Linked DNA regions of Homo sapiens: region 1 is linked to region 2. The links are chromatin loops, found by intact Hi-C in ENCODE. Cell type or tissue: PC-3. All regions are shown on one strand. Each heading gives the region's core, and the rest is flanking DNA. Links, peaks and the distances in the headings are about the cores only. Region 1 overlaps FOXP1 (forkhead box P1). Region 2 overlaps FOXP1 (forkhead box P1).

Region 1 (11,651 bases), core at 1,498-9,497, 150 kb after region 2:
AAAATATATAACAGTTCCCTTTCTACATTAAAAAGCCATAAAACCTTCATGTGCAATAGCTAAGGGAACATATATAGTAGGAGAAGAGGCTTTTGCTCCTGCAGGCACCTTGCAAAGGGGACTATTTTTCTTATATGATATAAATGAAATCTTCACTCTGCCCACTTTTACACCTACGCATGTACTGAGCGTCTCCAAGGAGACAAGGAAACCCGGAGTCCAGTGATGGTGAATCCTCCCTGAGACAGCAGGCTAGAGTCTCAGGCAACTCTCCCAGGCGTCTTGGCTTCCAGATGCCCCACTCAGACAGCCCCTTTTCTCGAGGCTCTTCCAGGCAGGCCTTGTCGAATCTGTCTCTCCCTTCACAGATGAACTAGCCTGTGCATTACATCTGAAGGGCTGGTCGTGGTGAGTTCAGTAGGCAGAAGGCCTCCCTGGGACACGGGGGTGGATGCAGTAGGCAGGTGGGATAGCAGGGTTCCACTTTCCCATGGTCTTTTCTTTGTCACTCATCTATCGGTGCTTGTGTTTCTTAGCTTTCCTTTGCACCTCTTAAACACAAAGGCGCCACTCAACCTTACGCAGTGTCTTAAAAGTATTATTTGTTACAACTCTAGTTATGAGCACAGTTCAGTGAGCGTGTCCTTTTAGGAGAAGCACTGCTCTTGCACACTCCACGTTTTTACGTGTCTGCTCATGAACATTAATCCTCTAGACCACTCTGTTCTCTCTTTCTTCTGAGTTCCAGGCACAGGGACACGCAGGCCCCCTTACCTCTCTTCCATTCCACTATTGTCCCTGTAACTTTTCTTGTAAATATCCATGTTGTTTTCTTATGTAAATGAAGCACCTGTTCCTTTTTAAGGAACACACTACCGTCATAAGTCCATTATGCTAACTTTCTAAGGCTATAGCTTCAGGTCCTTTTGATGTATTGATGACATCTATGTGTGCCTCTTCTTTGATGCGCAAATAATTTGGTTACCATATAGAAATTATTATTGATATAATAAGAAGTCTCATTTTGTGTCTAAACTCTAAGCACATCGTTTAATGAGCATTCTTGACATCTCTGCCATGTGTACATTCTTGGTTCTCAGCTGCATTGACTCAAGTAACCCAACTTTTCATATGACTTTCTAGCATGATATCCTCAAACTTCAGTTTTCTGTTGCTGGTCCTAGTGCCATCTTTGGAAAGGTGTGTGGCTAGCCAGTATTCCTGTTCTTAATTCTTTGGCAGTGAATGTCTTCATGGCGGTTTATTGATGACATTGTTTTTTTCTTTTTTTACTTGACCTTTTATTTTATTTTATTTTATTTTATTTTATTTTATTTTATTTTATTTTGAGATGGAAGCTTATTCTGTTACCCAGGCTGAAGCACAGTGGTGCGATCTCGACTTACCCTAACCTCTGCCTCCCAGGTGCAAGCGATTCTCCTGCCTCAGCCTCCCAAGAAGCTGGGATTATAGGCATCTGCCACCACACCCAGCTAATTTTTGTATTTTTAGTAGAGACAGGGTTTCACCATGTTGGCCAGGCTGTTCTCGAACTCCTGACCTCGGTCTCCCAAGGTGCTGGGATTACAGGCGTGAGCCACAACGCCCAGCCTGCTTGAACTTTTAAAAAGATTTGTCAGTCATATGTTAAACATTTTAGAGGACTCTTCTGTTTTCTTCCTGCTTTATCTCCAATTCATACTACCTCCCCAATGTCTACCTTTAAGGAGAAACCATCCCATATTGTAAGCTTGAAAGGGTCATTTATAATAAACGTAACCAGTTTTGTTCACAGATACATAATGTGCCTCTTTAAGATGACTAGAGATCAGATTTGCCAAATTTTCCTCTCTGATTTCTATCAAGGTCATCCTAGGTATGTCTCATCTGTTTAATCTTCCTTTCTACGTAGCCTAATCCATAGTATATTTTTTTTTGTGGTCCACCACTTAGTTCTTTTTCTTTATTTGGACTCAGATGGGGTGAAAGTATTACTTTCAACTTGAGTCGCTACATTTCCCCAAGAAGAATTTGGGGAGGGTGAAGGTGACCCTGAAAAGGGCCCTGTAGTGTCTCCCAAGTTTTCGTCTTTGCTTGGGTCCCTCCTGGTCTCTCTGTCATCTTTGTTCAGAGTCTCAATCACTCATGGTCTTAAATTTCATGTCAGATCTTTAGTAGGAATAAAATGTCTGCTTAGATGCCTGTGGAACCGTGGATGAAACTGGCCGAGTCAAAGGGAACGTAAACAAATTCTGGAAAGTTTTCCAACTAAGACTGGTGGGAAGTTTCATTTGCTGTTTCATTTGCCAGGAAATAGGAAAGTCAGGACCCAGTCCCAAAGCGCACTTCCTGGAATCCTTTTTTATGAAGAGTCCCCTGAACCTGTGTAGTAACGCAAAGGATTTTCTTGTTTTTCCTTCCAGGCACTTCAGGTGGCAAGACAGCTCCTTCTTCAGCAGCAACAGCAGCAGCAAGTTAGTGGATTAAAATCTCCCAAGAGGAATGACAAACAACCAGCTCTTCAGGTAACAATTCTTTTTCTTTTTAAATTGACATTATACCCTTTGGGATAAGTGACAAGCAGTTCAGGAGTGGATTGTGTTGAGCATTGCAAATCATGTAAGAAAATCTTCTGTGGAAAGTGCATTTTTGGTTTACCAGCAAGTTGTAACATTTTGGGGAAAATGTGTATTTGACCAAAAGTTTTATTGTCAGGAGTAAGATCTGCTGATTAGTGAATATAATAGAAGGATAAGGAGTTGTAAGTGTTGAGTTGCTAATAGGCAGTGTAGGTTACCAATGAGAAAAGTTCATAGTACTCAGAATTGTCACCACATTCTCTTATGTTGGGTCTAGAAATGGCATAAACACACACAGACACACACCTTACTTTAGTGTAGTCATCCTCAATTGGGAAGATTTTGGCGACCCCCCCACCCCCCCACCCACCACCAGGAGACAATGGGCAATGTCTAGAGACGTTTTTCGTTGCCACAACTAGCAGGGCAGAGGTGTTGCTGGCATCCAGTAAGTACAGGCCAGGGATGTTGCCAAACATCCTGCAATGCACAGGACACGACACACCGTGATTCATCCCAGAATGTCAATAGCATCAAGAACTATGACTCGGCCTGAGGAGGATGTGGTACTTTTAACATTATGGCTTGTAATGATTATAATATATACCCAATTCTTCAGTGGATATGTTCAGAATGTTTCTAGGTCAATAATTTTTAAATGGCAAGAAATTTTTATGTAAAGATACAAAAATGGTTGTTCTAGCAACTTCTGATTTCAGGCACATTGAAGGCAAGGGCTTAATGGAGTAGAAGAATGAGTAAGTTTATAAAAATCTAATTTGGGGCCAGGCATGGTGGCTCACGCCTGTAATCCCAGCACTTTGGGAAGCTGAGGCAGGCGGATCACTTGAGGTCAGGAGTTCGAGACGAGGCTGGCCAACCTGGTGAAACTCCATCTCTACCAAAAAATACAAAAGTTAGCCAAGCTTGGTGGCGGGTGCCTGTAATCCCAGCTACTAGGGAGGCTGAGGCAGGAGAATCGCTTGAACCCGGGAGGTGGAGGTTGCAGTGAGCCAAGCTCGCACCACTGTGCTCCAGCCTGGGCGACAAGAGTGAAACTCCATCTCAAAAAACAACAAAAAAAATCTAATTTGGGTTTTTGACTCAAAGTAGAAAATTGTAATAGAAGTTTCAAAGAGACTTGAATCAGGGTCTTCATGCTCACGTTTAAGAGAGGGCACTTGGCACCCGGGTCCTAAGTGGTTCAGACTACTTTCATAGCTGAAGGTGGGCATCCTTGTCACAGGAGGGGACAGAATCTATAAGCGGTAGCTGATAGGTATATAACTTGGTGCCAATTAATTGGATAATGAGGTCAACCTAAATTCTAGCTTGTGTTTACTTTTCACAGGTCAGGGTGAACCACAGCCTGTTCCCAGATTATCCCCAAAGATCAAACTGACCTTGACCAACAAGTTCTAGTTCTTCTACATGTACTTGGGAAACTGTCACTTTCCAGAGAGAGTTCAGCACTATAGTGACGCTTTATTGGAAAAGTTGACAATCTGCCTTGTTTACTAACCCTTCTGTAAACACTTATTTGGTAAACCATCACCAGACCATGTGCCTTGGAATGCGTGCGCATGCAGGGGACATTTTTAATGAGGTACAGTGCCATTGAGGGCCCATGTCAGGTGCTATAAGAAGTGCTTTGTTGTGCAGATGTCTTAAGAACAGCTCTGGAGGATGAAATACGACTATGTTGACCTTTCAGCTGTGAGCTTATTTGTCAGGATTCAAATAAGTTGAAAGGATCAAACTGAACAGTTTCCGTAGTCAGACTGGGAATTGTGTTTCAGAGGTCAGCAGCGGAGGCCACATTGCAGATTCCATAACATAGCCAATTGTTGGTACATATTAAAGTACTGGGGCATCTCCTGTGGACAGAGACACAATTAAAATTCTAATTTATTAATGTATACAGGGAGCTAGCCCAGCCTGTCACTCAGTGATTCAAATGATGGTCCATTCTTTTTGCCTCCCTCTTGGAGCTCTTACAGCCTTAAAAATACCCCGAGTCCTCTTGAATTCATCAGGCCTCAAGTGCATTGGGAAAATGAAAATATATTATTGGGGGGGAAATCTTACACATAGTAGAGCTTTGGTTAGAGATAATAAAAAAACACACACATACACAATCTGTCTGATCACACTGCTCTTCAGTATTGAATATCATTTGTGATTTTTTTTATGGTAGAATTATTTTCCCTCATACTTGCTTTTTAAAAACATATGGCATTTTTAGGTAACTTCTTTTCCAAGATGAACGAAGTTCCTTGAGGGCTAAATATAAGAAGTAAAGTTTCAGGGGATTTCCTTTTGAGGGCTCTTTTTCTTCTTGCCTGTTACAGGGTTTTTAGCCACCATGCAGAAGTGGATGATATAGAGGGCTCCGTTTTTCTTGGCAAGGACAGTGTCAAAACCAACCTCACACATTCTGCTGAGCACTTCAGTCTGTATAAAAAGTAGGGGGAGAAGGGGTAATCTTGAACGCTGGTTTTGGTAAAGAAGATGTCTTGAGTTTTTCCCCTACCCCCCAAGTAGAGGAATTGACAAGCAGAGAATTTAGACCAGCTTTAAGATTTGGCCGGGGGAAATAAATCTAAAAGGTTGGTGGACTGGTGTGTGTGTGTGTGTATCACAGACGATTGCTGAAGGACCCCTCAGCTGCCTGATAGGGTCATGCACATTCAGTAAGCTTTATTAGGTTGGCTGGCCTTCCACAAACAGAGGAGAAATTACTATCCTAGGTCACATGGTATATTACCTCATTATAAAAATATGCATATAGACTGGTGATTCACAGAAGGAATAACCTTCATATTTAAATATATCTTGCCATACTGCATCCTTGCTGAGGCGTCTCCGCCGGAGTGGCTCTGAAATGAAAGGGAAATCCTACAGCAAATCTTAACAGTGCTCATCTCTGATCTTCTCACCCTTCATAACTACACTGAGAGACCGATTTTAGCAAATTTCAGATCTTCTGCATAGAGGAAGGCTTGACAGGGAAGAAGGATTTGATCTGCTGATAGCTTGAGGGAAAAAAAAAAACCCCCAAATCCCCAAATATACTGTGACTCATATTTTAAGCATATCTCACACTTCCCTGCTTTATGTTTGGCAGCGCTCTCTGGTTTCACAGGCTGATGATACAAACAAAAGAAAATGGAAAGTTAGAGGAGGCTATAAGTGGTTACTCGATAGAGATCATAAAATATAGTCAAACATCACCAATTTGGTCTAATTTCAGGGAGATGAGAGTAAATAAGAGAGAAATGGCACTCTTTGCAGATCCACATACTGAACCAAATCTGAGCTGGTCACATTCTTGGGTGATGTGGTTTATTAATGAAGGCATTAATCGGGTATAGATATTGCTTCTGAAGTTCTTGAGAAATATTCTACTTAGTAACCAAAATTATCTTTTTACTTAGTCTGTTCATTTGCTTCGCAAATTTTTTTATGAATGATACAAATGAAAATTGAAAATTGGCCCCATCATAAATTCAGAATCAGAATGATCTGAATTAATTAAGTGCAAGTTGGTGAACATTTCCAAAGCAGGCTGGGCATGGTGCTGGTGTTCATGGGATACAGAACTGTTGAAGATACACACCCTGCCTTCAGGAGGCTTATGAGTTGTAAACAAATTAACAAGATTTTGCTGCAAAACGAAAATTACAGATGAGTAAAAATAGTAGGCTCTTTTTTTTTGAGATGGAGTCTTGCTCTTTCATCCAGGCTGGAGTGCAGTGGAGCGATCTCGGCTCACTGCAACCTCCGTCTTCCAGGTTCAAGCGATTCTCCTGCTTAGCCTCCCAAGTAGTTGGGACTACAGGCATGCACCACCACGCCCAGATAATTTTTGTAATTTTAGTAGAGACTTGGTTTCACCATGTTGACCAGGCTGGTCTTGAATTCCTGACCTCAGGTGATCCACCTGCCTCGACCTCCCAAAGTGTTAGGATTACAGGCATGAGCCACTGTGCCCAGCATAGGCTTTCTTCTATAAATATTTATATACTTCTGAAGATTGCTTAAACAAGTGAAATAAATGCTTAACAGTGCAGGTGTACTCATAACCTCGAAAATGCGTAACTTTACTGGCTGAAGATTAATTTGTGAGTCGATGAGCAATTTTATTGATCAAATTTTGGAACTTTGACCACCGTTTCTGGGTAGTAATTCATCTTGGTTCTTTAAGCATTTTAGTTGTTGGCACGAGTACATAAACTGGAAGGAAATCAAATGACACATTTTCTCCTAAGAAAGTAAGAGTACATGTGTATTCTGGCAGCATTAAAGTTAGGAAAGAAAGTAAACTTTGTGTGTTGCTTACAGTGGAAAGCTCACCAGCTTCAGGCCCTCTATAAAGAATTTGAACCTGAAGCCAGTCATCTGATAGTTTTCCTTCCTGCCCATGCCCTTCCTTCCAAGGTGATGTCATGTGTGAGCCCCTTACTCAGAAGGCCATTTCACTGCAGGGAAAGTGAAACCCACTTAGAAGGCCGGCCCTTTAGTCCACTTGGAAGCTCAGGGTGATCATGTGGATTCTTGCTTTAAGTGGAGGAGGTTAAAATACAAGATTCAGCAGGTGTTTTTTTAGCATTTTTATTTGCAGTTATATAAAACATGCTTTAGGCAGCATTTTGCTTTGCATTAATGCCGCATATAATCTTAGTAGCTCATATCATTTCCACGTTATTCACTAAAGAAGAAATTGGCAAGAGGAAACCTGTAAAGGAAACTACAACTTTATGTTGTTGATAGTGAAATGGAATGGTTTTGAAGTACTGACCCTTAAGAAATAGCCCTATGCACTGATTAGTAAGGAGGATAATTTAGGAGAGAGAAGCAAACTTTTTTTTTTAATGTCTAGAGTTAACATAGTCTAGAATTGGCACCCCTAGCATTTTAAATTGATACAAAGCATTGAAATTTTGATATCTTTAAGATGTTACTGTTATCACATGACTTTTGAGAATCCCAAAACCCTAAAAATAAGTCTCGATAAGAAATAATAAAACAGAAATATTTTAGAAATAGTTCTTAAGCCTTTCTGATTACATGCACCATTACAAATATGATAGAAACAGTGACCCCTCCTCCCAGAAAAACGCACATGAACACAGAATGTCACATCCAGTTTTAGGGATTTCATGAACTTCAAGAAGTTCACCTTGGGGTCCAGGCTGATACTCCTGCTTTAAGATTTTGTTTTTCTTTGATAGTCTGTTTTGTCCTTGCCTCCAAAATTTTGGTGCAAGTTGTAATATAATGAGTTCGTTCGTTTTTGTTATTTCAACTTCAGCTGTGCATAGGTGGCCCTGTGTCCCAGTCTGCCCAGGACAGCCCACTCCATGGCTATTGATTGGTTTTGTTTATTCATAATTCCCACTCTTGAAGGTATCCCCAGGTACAGTGGCTCACACCTGTAATCCCAGCATTTTGAGAGGCTGAGGCAGGCAGATCACTTAAGTCCAGGAGTTAGAGACCAGCCTGGGCAACATGGCAAAACCCCATCTCTGTGAATAATACAAAAATATTAGCCGGGCCCGGTGCCTGTAGTCCCAGCTACTCTGATGGCTGAGGTGGCAGGATTGAATGAGCCCAGGAGGTAGAGGCTACAATGAGCCATGATGGTGCCACCGCATTCCAGCCTGGGAAACAGAGCAAGATCCTAGCTCAAAAAAAAAAAAAAAAAATCCCTATTTGAACCAGGTGCAACTGCAGTGGTGTGCACCATATCTCAGCTACTAAGAAGGCTGAGGCCAGAGGATCTCTTGAGCTCAGGAGTTTGAGGCCAGTCTGGGTAACATAGCAAGACTCTATTTCGATTAAAAAAAAAAAAAAGTGGCCGGGTGCAATGGCTCACGCCTATAACCCCAGCACTTTGAGAAGCCAAGGCGAGCGGATCACAAGGTCAGGTGTTCAAGACCAGCCTGGCCAACAAGGTGAAACCCCATCTTGCAAAAATTAGCTGGGCGTGGTGGCACGCACCTGTAGTCCCAGCTACTCGGGAGGCTGAGGCAGGAGAATCGCTTGAACCTGGAAGGCGGAGGTTGCAGTGAGCCGAGATCACGCCACTGCACTCCAGCCTGGGCGACAGCGAGACTCTGTCTCAAAAAGAAACAAAAAATAAGGAACTCAGTTTGGACTTTAATTATATGATCACTAGTTTAAATGTATCTAAGAATTACAATGCAAATGTGATGCTAATATTTTATATGTAATCATGTCTTTGCCACCACATGCAAAGTGTGATAGATAATGAATGTTTAGTCAGTGCTGAACGTGGGCCAGCTCCTTAGCTACTCTGTAGTATAGGCAGTGTCCTTAAATCATTTAATGGATGAGGAAGATGGAAACAGAGAGATTAACTGACTTGCTACACAGCACAAAGGTAGTAACAGCACCAGGATGGGAAGCCAGGTTTTTTAGAACCACAGATAACCAGTGTGCCGTCAAGAGGTTAATTATTGCCTCTCTTTTTATGTGTGTTTACTCAGCACCTACTGAGTGTCATATTTTCCATAAATAAGTAAATTACGCTATTTTCCATATTATAAGCAAAAAAAAGACAGCTGAAACCAACAAAAATCAGTTCCACTATAAATATCTGGATTTCAATTAAGAGGACTCAGATCTGCATAATTACCCTAAGTATATCTTTATTTGTCTGTGTGTGTGCCTGTGCGTGTGTGTCTCTGTGTGTGTCTGTGTGTGTGGTGGGGACAGAAAGGTGATCAACAACAGCAAAGCAAAGTTATTTCTTATTTTCAAGTCTGAAGTGCTCTTATGAGCGTCCATGCGTTTGGAACATGGACTAGTTTATTATAATCATTGTTGGGGCTAGGAGGTGGAGAGGGACAGGGGAAAAACATACTTGACTGGTCAAAAATGTGTAAATTGCTGACAAAATGACACATGTAATTAAGAGTGCTCCTGCCATTTTACCTTGTGGTTTACACCTCCAGTGTTGAAAAAGAGAGTGACTCCCACCTCGCTAATTACCATTATCACTAAAATGCTAGGGTTGGAGTCATTAGTTCCATGTGCATTTAATTAGAGGAAGGCTGAAATTGGATTTAACTTATTACTTTTTCATGGATCACTTTCTTGTCATCACTTCAAATTGGATTGCAGCCCCAGGTAACTAATTATGAGAGCCACAGGATCAAGAGTGAAAAAAAAGGTAATTAGGAATAACACTGTCGGACCCTTGCTGGTCGTCCACTTGTGCTTCAGGGAAAGAGGGGGAAAAAAAAAGAAAACGCAAGCCATATTTTGTAGTATCACGGATTAAGGAGTTAGGGGCATGTACAGTTGCTAGGCATCATGGGACTCTGTCACCACCCATAGTGGTTTCTGTGATATACAGCTGAGTTGAAGATGTCGAAGCAACGTGGTTCCACAATCAGCTGCTTAATAACTAGATTGAACTTGTAAAAGCAACAGATTGGTTGTAGGTATGAGGCATCTCTACAACTGTGTAGACTGGGGGCCTCACATATATGATTACAACAAAGCTGTCAAGATGCCTCTGAGCCAAAGTAGAGAATATTTTAAGTATAGGGAGTTAGAATTTAATGAACATATTAATGCTCCAGAAACATCATTCATATCTGACAGAAAGATGTATCAGTCAGCACAACAGTCAGGTTTAGGGTTTATATATCAGGACGTTTTGTCAAAGTTTCCAGCGTCCGGTAATGTTCAGGATGTTTACTTTGCTTTGGATTTGCTCCCTCCCACCCCTCCCCAAATGTTGTGGATGGGTTTCCTGAGGTTCCATTTCTCCTTCCATCCCTATTGAAAATTCTTTAAAATAAATTATATTGTTTCCATATGCAGAACAGAATTCAGAACTGCAAGCAATCAATTTTATTGACACCATCTGAAAAAATGTTGATGACAGTTAGAGGATGTGAAAGAATTGGATTTTTAAAGTCCCCAGGACTAAGTGTGGCAAAAGAAAAAAAACTGAAATGTAATCTCATTACTCAAAAGTTCTGTTAGACACTCCTAAGAAGTGATTCTTCTTAACGAAAAAAATAAAAGCAGCAGCAACAGCAGCAGAAGGGCGGCTTCTTCTTGGATAGGCTGTGATCCCACAATGAGGTCTTGCTATCAAGCCTATTGGTTGCCTTGAAGGGAGAAAAGAGCTTCTTGGTTTCCCATGGCAGTGAATCACCCAGCAAAGATGGCTCGAGTTTCCTTAAGTTGTTTAAAATTGGTTTTAGTGTTCTGTTAATGTAAGCAAATAATCATGATTTTAGTCTTGAGTGACTTTCAGGCCTGGGCGAGTCAGGCTTGCTCAGTATTCTCCAGTGCAATGGGAGTATAGACGATGATGCGCCCCGCCAATAGAGACCACTACATCATTATCCCCAAAGTGGTAAAATACTCTTCCTGGAATTTTGAGTCTTTTTCCTGTGTGAATCTTCTGAGCAAAATCTCAGAACCAAAATAGTGATCATCAAGTCTAATGTAGAAAATTAAAGCCTCTCTCTTTTTTTGGGGGGGGAACATCTTAAGTTGATTTAGAATTTTTGTACACAATATTCGTCTGTGGTTGAAAGGGGGCACGCTGAGGTCAAGTGATGTAGTGTTTTCCATTTTTCCATATGAGTCTCACAGTGTGCGATAAAAGCAAACTCCTTTATTTTGTAAGTCTGCAAGAATTTCTGCTGAAGTGCAGAGGTCACGTTCCCTGTCAATTTGAGTAGCCAGCATTTTTTAACTACTGTTTTTTCTTTTGGTGTGTCTTTTCTTCCCTCCCCCCACCTTGCTATAAACCGTGGCACTTTTCTGACACATGCACAGTGAGGTCCTCCAATCTGAAACTCATTAGCACACAGCATTGGACCCTGTCCAGTGGTTAGAAAATTTCCTGGAGCCTAGAATAACAGCATTTGGTGCAATACCATGGACCAGAAGTGACAATGGAGGTAGTCGCACTCCCCTGGCACCCTGCCCGGTCAGGAAAGCCAGCTGACCACACAACACGGTGAGACAGAGGTTGTGCATATAGGATGAGCTCGAAAAGTTTGGTGCTTAGAGAAATAC
Region 2 (11,651 bases), core at 1,665-9,664:
GGGTCTCCTGAACTCTTCCAGGCACTGCGTGAGAAGCCCTATCTCAGGTGCTTTGGGCATGTTTTACTTTTGCTTTCAAAGGGCTAGCCGTTTTGCCAATGGAGTCCCAAGGCCACCCGAAGACTCAGTCCCACAGCTTCTTAGTGGAGCACCTTTGCAACGGCTCAAGATCTACCGGGTCAGATCATGTAAGTGAGGACCTCCCAGAGAGAACACTTGAAAGGTTTATTTCTAAAACTAGTCACAATACTAGGGTAACCACCCAAGTGTCATTTTTAAAAAGCAAAAAGTCAAGCCTCAAATTAGCAGAGCCCCAGTGGAAATCTCTCCTCCAAATCCATTACACAGGAGATGAGCTGGGTAAATACGGAGGACTCTTCCATTTAGACTCTGACCCTCACTCAATGAGGGGAATGATTTGTTTCCCACGTTGGTTCTGTGCCCACCTTTTTGCAAACCTTTTAATTTAAAAGAGACAGTGATTAATGATGCTTTTGATCTGCTGACTTTTTTTTTTCTTTTAAAGGGCAGCCTCTTTCTTTTCTACATAAATTTGATGTTGGAAGTAAACCATGAGTATAAAAATTCTATTGCTTATTTATTTCTGGAAGTATTAGAAATCTGCTCAGCCCCTCTCCTCTGCCCCAAAGAGGTCCTAGCTTTGATAGTCATGGTGCAGGCTGGGATCATATCTTTTTTGTATTCTTAGCATTGAGTGTCTGGTATGTAGTAGGGACCTGACAATTTTTTTTTTTTTTTTTTTTTTTTTTTTTTTTTTTTTTGTGACAGAGTCTTGTCCTGTTGCCAGGCTGGAGTGCAGTGGCGCAATCTTGGCTCACTGCAACCTCCACCTCCTGGGTTCAAGCAATTCTCCTGCCTCAGCCTCCCGAGTAGCTGGGATTACAGGTGCGTGCCACCATGCCCAGCTAATTTTTGTATTTTTAGTGGAGACAGGGTTTCACCATGTTGGCCAGGCTGGTCTTGAACTCCTGACCTCGTGATCCCGCCGCCTCGGCCTCCCAAAATGCTAGGATTACAGGCGTGAGCCACCGCACTCGGCCGGGATTTGACAAATATTTGTTCAGCAAACAAATGGATGATGAATTAATAAATGATACTTAATAATCAGGACTTGTATGGAGGACAGTTCCAAAAGTATATTTCCAAGTAACTTGTGTACCCTCTTATTGGAAAATGTCGACTATTCCATAGGCTATGAAGTTGGATTTTGTTTTGAATCTGCAGTGATTCAAATAAGGTAATTCACAATGAAAGATCTTTCTGCCTCCGTCCCCTCGAGAGTAACATCAGTGTGTCTTTCCTAGCTGGGAGATCAGGCCACCAAGAGAGACAGTCATTTTGAAATGTGCGAATGTTTTCACAATTGTTCGAGATTATTTCTCAGTAACACAGCTTTAGTCTACAGAGCTTGCTAACCTGCCTCAGTATTCTGTGTTCTTTTATTGTGGGTAGATAGATGTTGATAAATCAAAAGAAAAAAAAATCTTGTTAATTTCAGCATTACATCAGATCTTAGCAAATGTAGATTTCTATTATAATATTTTGGTCTAACTATCGGAAATAAAAGTCTGTTTTTCTCTGTGTTATACCAGTTTGCTCAATTTTATGTTTTTTTTTTAAATTTAAATATATGAAAATAATACAAGAATTGGCTTTAGTTCCAGATTGCAGAACTGGAAACTAAAGTTAAAAAAAATCTAATTTTTTTATTAATGTATTTGATATTATGTTGAAAACTTAGTGATAATTTACTAAAAGTGGCATTATTTATATCGATTTATTAAATAGAGAATATAGCCCAAACCTTAATGTGCTGGAAGATAATTACTTAGAATATCCGACAGCTTTGCGAGAGGCCTGTATTACTTTAAAAGGTATAAATGATAGGTTGTGTAATACCCTACATTCTTATCTTGAACTATATTATCGGGGGCTCTTTCTGTTTTACCTTAATGTGCCCAGGGGACTCCTGCTTAGCTTAATAGGACACCCAAAAGGAGGAAATGCAGAGTTAATGGTTTAACAAATTCTAAACTTTATTAGCAATTTGCATTTAGGAGAAGGGCAGATGGTGTGTGGTCGAAAGCTCATGGGACTGTGAATTGGTAGACTTTTTTTAAAATCCAGCTTTTGCCCCTAACTTTTGGTCTCGGAGACCTCTGTTCTTTAATAACTAGAACTGTAGGCCGGGCGTGGGGGCTCATGCCTGTAATCCCAGCACTTTGGTAGGGTGAGGCGGGCGGATCACAAGGTCAGGAGTTCGAGACCAGCCTGGCCCAGCATAGTGAAACCCTGTCTCTAGTAAAAATACAAAAATTAGCCAGGCATGGTGACGTGCGCCTGTAGTCTCAGCTACTTGGAAGGCTGGGGCAGGAGAATTGCTTGAACCTGGGAGACGGAGGTTGCAGTGAGCCCAGATCACCCCGTTGCACTCCAGCCTGGGCGACAGAGAAAAACAAAAATCCTTCTCAGGAAAAAAAAAAAAAAATTAAAGGAAATTGCTCTAAATATGATACAGAAATAATTAAATTACTTATTGCATGCCATTTTAGGAACATGTGAATGTTTAACAGACTTCATCGTAAAGTGTAAAGCACTACCATGTGAAATAGTTGGCAAAAATGAATCATCCCATAAATTCTTTGACAAAACATGGCCAAAAGGGTAAAAGTATCATGTGCCCATTTCATCTCTGCATTTCTCCCCCCGCGCCCCGAGCCTTCCCTACGTATTAGAAAGTGTTGGCCGGGCGCGGTGGCTCACGCCTGTAATCCCAGCACTTTGGGAGGCTGAGGCGGGCGGATCACAAGGTCAGGAGATCGCGACCATCCTGGCTAACACGGTGAAACCCCGCCTGTACTAAAAATACAAAAAAATTAGTGGGCGTGGTGGCAGGTGCCTGTAGTCCCAGCTACTCCGGAGGCTGAGGCAGGAGAATAGCGTGAACCCGGGAGGCGGAGCTTGCAGTGAGCCGAGATTGCGCCGCTGCACTCCAGCCTGGGGGAGAGAGCGAGACTCTGTCTCAAATAGAAAAGAAAAGAAAGTGTCCCTGGTTAGTTCCCTGCTGCCCTTCCTCACCTCTTCCTTCATGTCCCTGCCTAACTGGGTACCACGCTGAGCCTCCAGCAGCACCCCCACCCTCTATCCACCAAAGGGGCTTACCTGTGGAGCTTAATCTGGGCTCACTTGTCTTAAGGGACTTTATACGTAACTAGCAGGTGGCATCCACATCACTAAGTATTTCCCCAGTGCTTGTTAATATGCTGTTCTAAGTGATAGGCACCTCCTCTTAATATGGATAGTTAATTGATTTGTAGGCACTTTTGTTTCATCACAACCCTATTTCAGTTACAGTTGTTCATCCTTCTTTTTCTTCTTATCATTACTCATCACAAACCATCTAGTTCGTCTATGAAAAATCAGTCGATTGGGGTCGTCTCCCTTTACCAGACGCCCATAGGGTTTAGTTTTCTTCCAACACAGGGATCATAGACTTAGGAAGTGAGTCATTTGGGACATTGGTACTCATTTTTCACTATCCTTGGTGGACAATAAGAAAAATAATAGGAATGATAGGAGGTAATATTTACCAAACACTTTGTATGTGCCAGTTCAGCAAACCATTCTGAATCCTTTACGCATGTCTTCTCTTTTCATCTTCATGATAACCTTACAAAGATATACTGCAGCTGACACTATTTTCTAGGTCATAAAACTAAGACACAGAGAGGTGAAGTGAGCTCTGCAAGGTCACACTGTAGCTTGTCTGTGCTTTAAGCTTGGGCTCTTCTGGGTTCTGTTAGAAGCCTTTGGTTGCCGTGCCCACTCATGCCCATGGGGCAGCCCATCCCATTCTTTACTTCTTTTTTCTTTTTTTTTCTGAGACACAGTCTTAGCTCTGTCACCCAGGTTGGAGTGCAGTGGCACGATCTCAGCTCACTGCACCTCTGCCTCCCAGGTTCAAGCAATTCTCCTGCCTCCGCCTCCTGAGTCACTGGGACTACAGGCGCATGCCACCATGCCCAGCTAATTTTTTGTATTTTTAGTAGAGAAGGGGTTTCACTGTATTAGCCAGGGTAGTCTCGATCTCCTGACCTCGTGATCCGGCTGTCTGGGACTCCCACAGTGCTGGGATTACAGGCATGAGCCACTGTACCCGGCCTCAGCCCATCCCATTCTTAGGGCTACTGTCAAAGGTTTCTCTGCGGTCAACATTGACTTTGTTAATATTATCAGTGATAGTCCTAGACACAGAATTGCTTCAGTTCAAAAAGATAGGTTCCCACACTTAAAGCCTTAAGCAAAGCTCTCTCTTCTCCATTCCCCTCCTACATCCTTCCAATTGCCACACACTGTTTATTTGACCTCTGAAGTCTCTCCTGCTTTCTGCCCTTCCTGTCCTTGCCTTCCTGCCTGTAGAATGAAGACTTGGCTCCTTAGCATTGCCTTCAAAGCTCTTCATCCCCTGGCCCCAGTCTCTGTGTCTTCTAGAAGTTCCTCCAGCCTAGCTTTCCACAAAATATCTGGGTGTCACCTAAGGGACTGGCCCTCTGCTGGGAGTTCAGGATTGACACAGGAATGCTCACAGAGCTTATACCAGACCCCTTATTCTGCCCTTTGTTTGCCCTACCCTTGAACTTCTATAGCTCCTGTTACTGCTTCCTTCAGTGTTGGATGCCAATCCTCTGTCTTTTTTTTCCTCCTCTCCTACCTATTAACATCCTACTCATCCTTCAAGGCTTGGCTCAAATATGACTTCTATGAAGCCTTTTCAATTGAACCCAGCCTGTGTGACTCACTCTTTTGTCTGGGCTCCCACAAGTGTGTGTTTGTATTTCATTATAACCTTTGTTCAAGTCTGCTCTGTATTTTAGTGGGTTCTTTTCAGATTCGAAAGCCACAAATTCTTGCCTGAAGGTAAGAACCTATTTAATTTATTTTTGTGTGCCCAGAGCATACTATGTAGATATTCGTAGGCGCTCCGTGGATGTTATTAAGCGCAGTAATAACAATTACCATTTTGTTGAGGGCCTACTGTGCATCAGGACTGCGAGGTATTTTGTGTTCACTGTCATGTTTGCTCCTGCCAAGTAGCTTATGAGTGAGTTCTAGCTGTGATTGTTACCCCCATTTTACAGATGAGAAAACTTAGGTCCAGAAAGATGATGTGTCTTGTTTGGGTCACATAGCTGGTAAGTGGAAGTGCAGACATTTGCACACAGGTCTGCATGCTTCTAAAAGTCCATGTTGTTTTCACCACAATGCCTGAGAAATACATTATAATGATTTGCTGTGGCCCCTGGAAATCCAGATTAAGAGTCCTGAGTCCTTTAAGAAATACTCCCGTGGCTCCATTTCTTTTTCTTTCTGCATCCTGGAAATTTCCTCCTTTTAGTCACCTCCTCTTTTTACCCATTCTGCATTTTTTTTTTTTTTTTTTGAGATGGAGTTTTACTCTTGTTGCCCAGGCTGGAATGCAATGGCATGATCTCAACTCACTGCAACCTCCGCCTCCTGGGTTCAAGCAATTCTCCCACTTCAACCTCCCAAGTAGCTGGGATTACAGGGGCCTGCCACCACCCTCGGCTATTTTTTATTTTTTTTATTTTTAGTAGAGATGGGGTTTCACCGTGTTGGCCAGGCTGGTCTCGAAACTTCTGACCTTAGGTGATCTGCCCATCTCGGCCTCCCAAAGTGTTGGGATTACAGGCGTGAGCCACCATGCCTGGTCCCATTCTGCGTTTTTTAAATATTGCCAAAACTGTGTTGCAAAGAACTAGTAAGAATATTCCTGACTTGCAGGTTCAGCCACTGGTCTTTCTTTAAGTGACTGTTAGCCAAATTTTTATAATTTAGGAGCACCCATAACAAAGAAGCACTATATCACAATATTGTGAATTATATTCAGCAAGAGTTCAATAAACTCAGCTTCCTCCCGTGAATCAGCATCAAGCATGGGCCTTCCCATCATACTGCTTGAGTTCTTTGGTCACAACTAACAGAGATTCCCTTTGGCCAACTTAAAGGTAATCCTTAAAAGAAGATATTGGATGAATAGCTGGTAGCTCAGAATGAACAGAAGATGGCTAAGATAGGAAGCAGGACAGTCCCAGTATATAGGAAGTGCCAGTATCTTCCCCAGCTCGTCGCAGCCACTGCTAAAATCAGTACTCCTCAAACATGTTTCTGTCCTCACATCAGTCTACTCAGATGAATCAGACAGGCCTAGTCTAAGTCCCATATCTACCCCATGGCGATGACAGGGCAGGGGATCTTGACTAAGAGTCCCAGCCTACATGCAACAGTGGGGGAAAGTAGTTCCTTAAAAGAACATTGAAGTGAGAGGCCGGGCGCGGTGGCTCACGCCTGTAATCCCAGCACTTTGGGAGGCCGAGGCAGGTGAATCATGAGGTTAAGCGGTTGAGACCATCCTGGCCAACATGGTGAATCCCCATCTCTACTAAAAATAAAAAAATTAGCTGGGTGTGATAGTGGGCACCTGTAGTCCCAGCTACTCGGGAGGCTGCGGCAGGAGAATGGTGTGAACCCGAGAGGTGGAGCTTGCAGTAAGCCAAGATGGCACCACTGCACTCCAGCCTGGGCAACAGAGTGAGACTCCGTCTCAAAAAAAAGAAAAGAAAACAGAAAATTGAAGTGAGAATGGATTCTGGATGCCCCGCCCCCACCACCAAATTCAACAAACCCCTGCTGTCCCTGAGCTCTACAGGAATAGTGGAGTTGATTGGAGAGAGGCGCAGTTTCCTCTCTGGAGTCCCATCTTTTGTGACTTTCAACCTCCTTTCTGAGCAGGCTATTGACTCTGTCTTTGACGATGTGAGGAAACCTTCCAGCTTTGCATCACAGCAAGTTTGATGAGCCTGCCTTTACCTTGGATGTCTTCATCTGGTATTTACGTCATTGGGAAAGATGTAATGACATACCAAGACCTGTAGCTTAGCTTGCTGCTGAAGACCTTCGTCCAACTAGTCCTAATAAAACCCAAGCTCTAAAAACTCATCATCAAATAATAAAAGAGAAATAGAGTAAATGCACAATTCATGAGATTAATATAGACCAGGAAGACAGTCTTTTTTTCCCTAATAATCTTTACTTTTATATCCTACTTTATAGGGGTGCTGTTTAATTTCATGTTCATTTACTTTAATTACTTCTTGCATGTAGTTTGTGGGGAAGTTTGCCATTTTCCAACGTCTAAAAGATGGCTTACTTGAGTTTCGTTTCAGACCCTTTTAAAATTAATATATAATAAAACATAATATGTGTATTTGTCATTTTTCATCTCCAAGGATTACTCATCATAATCGAATCAATTTTTCCAGGGAGATTTTATCAGACTTACAAGTCAAATTAGTTGAATGCATTTCTTTTGCTAATAAACAGAGAACCTTTACCCTGGAAGCATCTCCCCACTGAATTCCAATAATTTAGTGTTTCCTTGCCTTAAGAGCTCAACCAGTAAATGACCTAGGCATCAAAAGAAATTTATTAGCCTAAAAGAAGATTGTTAAGATGGGAGAACTTAAGAGTATGAAAGCGAGGAAACATAATAAAATCAAAATGTAAATATTGAATACATATATGTTAGGTATTTTTTTAAAACTTCATTTTAGAGGGTTAGGCTTAACTCTCCCCCACCCCAAGCAAAACATTTCGGGGTACAGATTTTTCTGTCTCTATAGTTGCATTTACTTCTATGTTGCACATGGGGACAGTGTAAGGCTAACGGGCTATTATATTCTGACCTAAACAATTCCTGTGTTTCTAATTTAGAAGATAATTGCAGTCAAGGTAGGACAAGACCATTTTGGATGGTGGCTAGTCTGATTGCTGCCTCTGTCTTGAGTTGCCTTATGATCTATAGGTCCGAGGTTAATTGTGGGAAGATTTTGGCCATGAAACTACAGCAAGCCTTTACAGGAATGGAAAAAGGGTGTAGTTTCTTTCAAGTGCATTTATTAGGGTAGGTGTGATCACCGACTCACTGCTTGGCGTTAAGTGGGCCCATTGGTTATTGCTGTGAGGTGGTTCTAAATCCTCCTTTTAAAAAGCTCCGTTCAAGTTGCTGTGACCTTCTCATGCTGCTTGCTCCCAAGTATTTCAAATGTTGCAATGCTGGGCATTTTGTCAAGCTCATAACTGAAATGCTTTCTCCATATAAGATATGGAGTTTGACCCTATAGTAGAGATATGAATGTGGATTTGCTTTTACCCTGTAGATAAGATCAGCTACAGTGAAAGACACAGGTAAATAGAATGCTTAGGCAGAAACTGTTGGAATCCAGTGTACATGTGAAAAGAGTGAAATTTTTCAGGGCTAACAGTAAAGCCCTCTTCAGTGTGTAACTGGAATTCACCTTCTCTAGTATTTTTGCACAAGATTGAGAATAAAAATGGTTGTGATTGATGAAGCATTCAGTGTATATCTAACTGTAAGTCGGACTAGAGGGACTTTTAAATCACCCAAATGAAAGATTGTATTATCATGAACATTAATATGTAACAGTTAAGTGTGTCATAGCTTATCATAAGTCCTGGCATTCGCAGAGCTCTTTGAGGCCAGCCAACCAATAAGGAAAAACTTTTTAGCAAATGCCGGTCCACAATACCTCCATGAGTGAGGTCAGCCCAGTAGTCATGACTCTTAATAGGTTATTTATTTTTGTGTGCCCAACCTACCTACCTGTACATTCTAGTCACACTTTGCGGGGGCCTTGAAGATGTACTCTGAATTTTCTCCTCCCAATATTCTTACAGGGAAGACAAAAGCAGGTTGAAACCAAGGGGAAAATTTTACTTCTGGTGAGACTAGGAAGTTAGGGGGGAGGAAAATACCCAGAGTAACTTATTAAGGCATGGAGGTTGGATTAGTTAAATGTTTAGAAATTTTAAAATTTCTTATAGATTTGTTACCATTTATGTGGTTGACAGATTATTAACTGTTCACCCCTAGAAAACCAATTCAGGAAGGTAGAAACTTCTGTTTTTTATCTTTTGCAAAGTAATGTCTTTTCCTCCAAATTTGTAAGGTGTACATGTTCATAGCAGAAAATTTGAACTATAAGGCAAAATATTTTTAAAATCGTAACTACCTCTGTTCTTAATACCCAGAGAAACTTAGTAACTGGAAGGGCTATCCTTACATGTATAACATTTTTTTAAATGTTAGTGCTACATATATTTAATTAATTACATTTTTAACGGGTACATACTTTTTTCATTTGGCGTATTTATTATGTGGTCATATGTCCATTGAAGCTTTCTTTGTCTTTGTATCTACCATAACACCAAGTCCAGTACCATTTTAGTGGGATGAGCTTATTAATATTTTTTAAAATTACAATAGGTACATCTTATCAGAGTTAAATCTTCGAGTTATTTGTGGAAGGGAGAGAGAAGAGAAAAGGAGTAAATATTTACTGAGAACCTAGCACATGCTGAGTACTGGGTTACATACTTCATAGTAATATTGCACTTTATTATCATTAAATACTGATGATGATGATGATGGTAGCTAAGTATCATTGTGTACTTGCTGTGTAAAAGATCAGAACTTGGACATGTATCATTTCATTTAATTCTCACCACAACTCACTAAAGTTAAACACGTCTATTATTTCCATATTAAAGATGGAAAACCTGAGGTTCAGAGAGGTTAAGCTAATTACTCAAGATCACACAGCCAAAAATTATGAAGCCAAGTTGCCGGATGGTTCTTTATCTACCCTAAGATACATGCCCAGCTGTCCACACCAGTGCATTTGCTGCATCTATCCAACACACCAACCTGCCTTTTAATGTTTCTAAGTGACTTCTGTTTAACATGGGCCCCCTTTTAGCAACTTCCCTTGAAGGATTTTTTTGACCTTTTAATTTTTCTTTTGGTGTTAAAATTGGGGGATGGAGGCACTATATGCATCAGGCCATGCCCCACTTGGCCCAGTACCTGGAAACAGATAGCCATGAAGCGACACCCTTGCCTGCTCATGGTGTCAGCTGCATTGTGGATGCTGCTGTCACCTCTGTCTCAGGCAGCATCTGGGGCCATTGCAGGACTAGCCTATGAATCCTTCCTTTGGTTTCTGTTGCAAACTGAGGCACAGCTGTAATGACTGTGTGTAACCTATGCCCTGAGCCCAGGTGTCTGCTGTTACATGTTAGAGTAAGAAAGGTTTATCACTCGGTTGGCATTGACCATGTTTTGCAGTTGAGGCCACATGTGTAACCATTTCCCTACTGTGGGACCAGGTTTTCTGTAACAGCTGTTGGCCTAGGACATTTTGTTTCACTTCCATCCACTTCTGTTTCTTTATCTCAAACACTGGGAAAATCATAGTACCTGTCAAGTAAGGGTGTCAGAAGACTGGGTGACGTAAGTAAACCACTTCAGTAAAAGCCTTGCATGAAGTTGGCACTCAGGGGGCCTGAGGCATTGTTGTTGTTCTTCAGGGATACTCTAAGGACTAAGAATTGTTTTCTTAGTGACAAGTTCTCAGAGAACCAATTTAGATACTGGGAGATTGGTAATTACACTTTTTATTAGCTCCACTCTCTCAAGGAAGTGACTTTTCTTTCGTCTTTCTTGGAATTTGGGATATATCAATTAGCATGTGTTCATGGAACACCTCACTACTCCACAGTGGCTAAAAACATGAGGAAATTCATTATTTACTTGCCCAGAAGTTTGAAGATAGGCAGTGCCAGGATTGGTTTGGCATCTTAATAATGTCTGAGTGTGGGGTTAGGGAAGCTCTTTGATTCCTTCAACTTTTCCCTCTGGGCCACAAGATGGCTGCTGAAGCACCAGGCATCACTTTCCTACATGGTTGCATTTAAAGGCACAAAGTAAGGAAAAGGACAGAGCGGTGAGAGAGAGAGAAAGAGATCTCTTAGTGTCCTCTTATCAAGAAGAAAAAAAGTCATTTTCCCCTTATATCTTTTCAGTCATCTTCCCCTTATATCTTTTGGCCAGAACTAAATTAGATCACCATCCCTAACTGCAGAGAAAGCTGGGAAGGGGGAGCATCTCATTTTTTCAGCTTGGGGAGTAGGAGGTGGGAGAAAAGGGAGGGAGAAGAGAAAGAACGAGTTGGGATTGGCTGTTGGGTTGCCATCCGGTAGTGTGTGCCATATGGATAACACTTCATACTTGACCAGTGGAGGTTAACCTAAAGTCTACGTTGAGCCTACAAAGGAGATACATATACAATTATTCAGAATGACAGTGTACTTTTGGATTCTCATATCATTGCTAAAGCTAAAATTTCTTGGTATCAAGACAGTGTGGGTAACTCCAACGCACTTTGTTGACTTTGTTCATCATCAGGCTTTATCCCATCTTAAGCTCTCTATATATCACTCAGGAAATATTTTGTAGATGGCTCAGCTTCCTGCTCAGCGCCATAGTTCTGGATGTTTCCCACCCCACACATGGTGTTGTGTATGACCACCACCCCCGCTTCCAAATGGTCTTTGGTTCTGTATTTGCCCATTGCGAAAGAAACATCCTGACAGCTATGATGTATTTATAACGTTGTATGGCTGGTTTTACAGTCACTTTGTTACATCAATACTAATCTTTCTCGCTAAGCTGAAAAATCCATCACACCTTG

What was found. Peaks named below come from ENCODE experiments on the same cell type or tissue, not always from the same donor. Only the 100,000 strongest peaks of a DNase experiment are listed, where the experiment ranks them.
Region 1: a loop joins it to region 2, with 2.3 times the contacts of the local background. A loop is called at or near these places in 5 of 110 quality-filtered maps.

What each region holds. Positions count from the first base shown.
Region 1 is chr3:71,103,410-71,115,060 of GRCh38, reverse strand. FOXP1 (forkhead box P1) reads left to right here. Exons shown (of 21, transcript NM_001349338.3): 7 at 2,424-2,525. Among named protein-coding and RNA genes, the nearest start is that of FOXP1-AS1, 180 kb to the left of the region's middle. RefSeq lists an enhancer at 9,159-10,656. In PC-3, for the core only: no CTCF peak of the experiment used is centred there; DNase peaks (open chromatin) are centred at 3,080, 5,310 and 5,670; H3K4me3 peaks cover 1,375 bases; H3K27ac peaks cover 5,054 bases.
Region 2 is chr3:71,251,396-71,263,046 of GRCh38, reverse strand. The region is part of intron 5 of FOXP1 (forkhead box P1); the gene reads left to right. Among named protein-coding and RNA genes, the nearest start is that of FOXP1-AS1, 33 kb to the left of the region's middle. In PC-3, for the core only: no CTCF peak of the experiment used is centred there; a DNase peak (open chromatin) is centred at 4,806; H3K27ac peaks cover 1,494 bases.